2 separate regions of the Mus musculus genome follow, and region 2 is linked to region 1. Evidence: chromatin loops called from intact Hi-C (ENCODE). Cell type or tissue: heart. All regions are shown on one strand.

Region 1 (2,500 bases):
ACCGGCACCACCACCACCCCCGCCCCAGGCCGTAGGGGCGGGGGCGGCACCGAGCGGGGCCAGGAGCCCCGAGCAGGCACGCGCCATCCCACCGCCCCTACCGCCCCCACCGCCCGCCGCCCCATTGTCGCGACTCCACGGACTTTTCCCCCGTCCTCCACGATGACGCCATTTCTGTCAGAAGAAAACTCACAACAAGCCCAGGGTCCGGCGCGGCCTGAAGCGCGGCTGCGACCGTCCAAGCCTACGGAACCGCGATGCCCGGAGCCCCCGGACTGAGCCCTCGGTGAACCGGCGGGCCCTTGGGCTGCGGAGGCTCGGCCCCACAGCGTCCGCCCGCGTCCCGCCCGAGCCAAGGCCCACAAGTGGGAGCCGGGACCGGGCACCGAGGACATCCAGCTCCCAGCACGGCGGCCCGAGGCCGCCGGGCCCACGGTGCGGCCCGGGTAGGGCGGCTCCGGCTCGGCGCGGCGGGGGGCGGGGGTCCCAGGAGGCCGAGGCCCCGCTGCGAGCGCCGACTCAGCCCCGTTGCCATCTGCCCCGATGCGCGGCCCGGCCCGGAGCTTCCCCCATAGAAAAGAATGTCCCTACCTCGGGCACAGACGAGGTCTGAGCCCTGCGGCCAGAGCCCCCTGATCCGCCTCCCCCCACCCCCAACACCAGCAGGCCTGTGGGGAGAGAGAGCGAAGGAGCTGCGGGTCCGCCGGCGGCCGGGACTCCGGCTCCGACTCCTCCTCCTCCCGTGGCGGCGACTGGTACCTTTGTTTGGCGGCCGCTCCGGCTCCCTCGCGGGGGGAGGGGGGCGACAAAAAAATCCCTCTCGGACGGAGGTCCGGGCCCCGGTCTCACAGCCCTCCAGAGGAACACGGCGGCCGACCTTCAGCGGCTCCCTCCGGGCAGAAGTCCAGGCGGTGGCCGTCGCGGCGGCAAACTGCGGCTCGAGACTCTCCCTCCGCTCCAGCGCCCGAGCTCCTCACTCCGGACTCGACTGACGGGCAAACATCGCTTTCCCCCCTCTCTGGCCCCCCTGCCCCTTCTCCCCTCCCCTCGGCCCTTTGCCCCTCCCCTACCTCTTTCCCGGATGCCTCTCAGACGACCTAGGATTGGGTAGGATTCTTTGGAGCCCGCCTCTTCCAAGTTTCTATTGGTTTGAGCGATGCAAACAACGACGCCATTTACCCACCAGTTCTATGGAAACAGAAAGTTATCCCTCAATACTTTCTGGGAATTGTAGTCCAGTCTTCTAGGCCAATCGGTAAACTGACGGACATTAGAACTACCAAGACCGCAATGCCCACTTGCCTGCGTTCGACGAGAGAGGGGAGGGGAAGGAGGCGCGGCCATGAGGCAGAGGGGAGGTGGCATACGACGCCTGCGCAGTGTGATAGGGATGGCGTATTTTCTTGCACTGAGTGCTGCGGCGTCGCTGGCCGCTGAGGAGGGCAGAGATTTCTGTGTGAAATAGTGGGAGGGCTCCAAGGAAGCCTCTTGAAGAGCCGCAGTCAGAACAATAAATTGAGAAGTCGATGTGGGCACTGCTAGTCTCGTACCGGCGGCGGCTTCAAGTCTGAGATCATCGTGGAACCGTGAGCAACAGCGCGGTGGCAGGGGGGACCCGGATGGGGAGCGGGGGAGGGGGCGGTACGGAGGAGGAAGCAGTAAGGAGGGAGAGAGGACCCGGATGCTGACCCGGCTCGGAGTGACTGCCGGCCGGGTGCTGGGATGAGGGGAGGCAGAGGAGCTCGGAAAGAGTGGAAGGGCCACCGGTGCAGCGCAGGGAAGAAGCCCGCCTGCGAGCTTATTACAGCTATGCCTGTGTGGAGCCCTTTCTTTTCCTTCAGAGCCATCGCCCCCCGGGGCTTGGAGTCAAAGGTTCTTGCTATGCGCCTAACAGCTGAGCTCGGTGACCCATATCTGTGTCGCTAGTCTCAAGCCAGAGCCGGCCTATTTTAAAAAGAGAGAGAGATACTTTGCATGAAATTTTCAATATTGTATGAATGTTTGATGCTCAGAGTTCACCCTCTGAGATGTTAGAAGTCCTCATGTGGAAAGAGGGGATGTATAACTTCCTGAACGGAAGTCTAGTCAAAATGAAACCTGATAGGAGGACCTTTGGCTTCGAGAGGTATAGAAAGGTTTTCCTGAGAGTGTGAGAACTAAGCTTGACTCAAGAAGCCAGCCAGAGTTACTAAGGGAAGTCCCTAAAGGAAAGGAAACCTGTTTCAGGAAAAAGACTTCCCAGTAGGAAGAACTGAGGCCCAGAGAGGTGAGGTAGGAATTTTGATCCAGTACCCTGGAGACTGAAACAGGATGACCCTGTCTTCAAAAAAGGAAAAAAAAAAAAATTAAAAACAGTTTTTATCTGGTCCAATGGCCCAGTGAACAATAGGATATCTTGGATTCCTAACTTGAATTGCTAAAATGATAACGCACCCAAAAGAAGAGGAAATGCTTAGCATTGTGGTGGTGACAAGTGCTAAGACCAGCCTGATCTACAGTA
Region 2 (2,500 bases), 84 kb before region 1:
AGAATTTCAATTGAGGAATATCAAATGGTTGAGAAGCACCTAAGGAAATATTCAACATGCTCAGTCATCAGGGAAATGCAAATCAAAACAACCCTGAGACTCTACCTCACAGTAGTCAGAATGGCTAAGATCAAAAACTTAAGTGATAAGAGATGCTGCCAAGGATGTGAAGAAAGACGAACACTCCTCCACTGTTGGTGGGATAGCAAGCTGGGAAAACCACTCTGGAAATCAGTCTCAAGGGTACTCAGAAAATTGAACATAGTATTACATGAGAATGCAGCTGTACCACTCTTGGGCATAGACCCAAAGATGCTCTAACATATAACAGAGACACATGCTCCACTAGTTTCATAGCACCCTTATTTATAATAGCCAGGAGCTGGAAACAACAACCCAGATGTCCTTCAACAGAGGAATGGATACAGAAAATGTGGTACATTTACACAATAGAGTACTATTCAGCTATTAAAAACAATGACTTCATGAAATTCTTAGGCAAGTGGATGGAACTAGAAAATATCATCCTGAGTGAGGTAACCAAGTCACAAAAGAACACCCATGGTATGCACTCACTGAGAAAGTGGATATTAGCCCAGAAACTTGGAATACCCAAGATACAATTCACAAACCACATGAAGCTCAAGAAGAAGGAAGACCAATGTGTGGATGCTTCAATCCTCCTTAAAAGGGGGAACAAAATACTCACGGAAGCAAATATGGAGACAAAGTGTGGAACAGAGACTGAAGGAAAGGCCATGTAGAGATTGCCCCACCTGGGGACCCATCCCACATACAGTCACCAAACGTTGACACTATTGTGGATGTCAAGAAGTGCTTGCTGACAGGAGTCTGATATAGCTGTCTCCTGAGATGCTCTGCCACAGCATGGCCAATACAGAGGTGGATGCTTGCAGCCAACCATTGGACTGAGTACCAGGTCTTCAATGGAGGAGTTAGAGAAAGGACTGAAGGAGCTGAAGGGGTTTGCAACCCTAGATGAAGAACAACCATTTGAACCAACCAGAACCCCCAGAGCTCGCAGGGACTAAACCATCAATCAGGAAGTACACATAGGAAGACCCCATGGCTCCAGCTGCATATGTAGCAGAGGATGGCCTTGTTGGGCATCAATTGGAAAAGACAGCCTTGGTCCTCTGAAGGCTGGATGCCTAAGAGTAGGGGAATGTGTCAGCAAGGAGGTGGAAGTGGGTGGATGGGTTGAAGAATACCTGGTAGGGGGGTTGGGGGGGGGCGGAACTGTGAAAGGGGATAACATTTGAAATGTAAATAAAATAAAGAAAACATCCAATAAAAAATAAGAATCTGTCAAAATGCTTAAAAAAAAAAACGAAAACATCCATACACATAAAATTGAATTTAAAAAGAATTTCATCCTTTATTTTAGAATTTTTCAAACACATACAAGTGGGTAAGGATTGTGCAAGTAAGTCTCATTCATACTCAACCACACATCAACACTCAGAAATTCCGTTACTATTTCAGGTCTACATACTTCCTTCCCACCTCTACACAATATATACTTTTATTCATTTTTCATTTTGAGTCTTTAAAACACTTTACTGCAAGTGTATTATTTAAATAGTAAATATGTGATCATCTTTCCTAATTTTAGCCAAGTATAACTGACAAAATAAATTGTATATATAAAAGCATAAATGTGATAATTTGACACAGACATACTATAATAAATGATTGCCACAATCCAATTAATTAGCACATCAGTTACCTCACATAATTATCTTTTTAGGGATTAGAGTGGGGAGAAATACCAGGTACATGATATACTGCAAGAACTACAGCTGTGACAGATGTGAGCCTCTGAAGCTTAGATCCTTTGACTACCACCTCCCCTTCCTTCTCTACTCTCAATTATACATTTATTTCTTAAAACAAGTACTCAAATTTGGTGTTGAAATTTCTGTGATTATCACAATTTGTTGAAGTTGTTTCCATGAACTATTTTCAAAATTTAAGTTCCAGAACTTGAAAACCTAAAAGCTAAATGTCAAGAAATGGACACCTAGTAACAGCTTGTCATAGTAGCATGAATCTGTAATCCCAACTATTAGGAAACTGAAAAAGTACAATTACTGAGTCCACAAGTGTGAGAACAAGGTGGGGAAGAGGAGGGAGAAAAGGAAATACTCAGTCTCTATCTATAGAATCCTTAGAAATAAAACTAAAAATTCAGAACACTTCTCAAAAAAAACCTTCTTGTCAGATGGTGCTGAAGCACACCTTTAATCTGAGCATTCAAGAGGCAGAGGCAGGTGGTCTCTAAGTTCCAGAACAGTTGGAGCTACACAGAGAAACCCTGTCTCAAAAAACAGAAAAGAAGGAAGGAGGGAAGGAGAGAGGGAGGAAGAGAGGGAAGGAGCCATGTTCTCTGAGAAAGACTGCTTTCTTGCCATGTAGAATACATTTTTTAAAAATCCACTTAAATTACTGTAGAAGTCATATATTAGCCAATAGAGCA

What was found. A loop is a pair of places that touch in the nucleus more often than their neighbours do. Peaks named below come from ENCODE experiments on the same cell type or tissue, not always from the same donor. Only the 100,000 strongest peaks of a DNase experiment are listed, where the experiment ranks them.
Region 2: a loop joins it to region 1, with 2.0 times the contacts of the local background. A loop is called at or near these places in 2 of 42 quality-filtered maps.

Annotation. Positions count from the first base shown.
Region 1 is chr13:14,062,292-14,064,791 of GRCm38, reverse strand. Ggps1 (geranylgeranyl diphosphate synthase 1) reads left to right here and starts at 1,304. Exons shown (of 4, transcript NM_010282.3): 1 at 1,304-1,586. Arid4b (AT rich interactive domain 4B (RBP1-like)) reads right to left here and starts at 1,008. Exons shown (of 24, transcript NM_194262.2): 1 at 760-1,008. In heart, no CTCF peak of the experiment used is centred here; DNase peaks (open chromatin) are centred at 71 and 1,281; H3K4me3 peaks cover 2,500 bases; H3K27ac peaks cover 2,228 bases.
Region 2 is chr13:14,146,105-14,148,604 of GRCm38, reverse strand. All of the region lies in intron 9 of Arid4b (AT rich interactive domain 4B (RBP1-like)), which reads right to left. Among named protein-coding and RNA genes, the nearest start is that of Gm26129, 60 kb to the right of the region's middle. In heart, no CTCF peak of the experiment used is centred here; no DNase peak of the experiment used is centred here.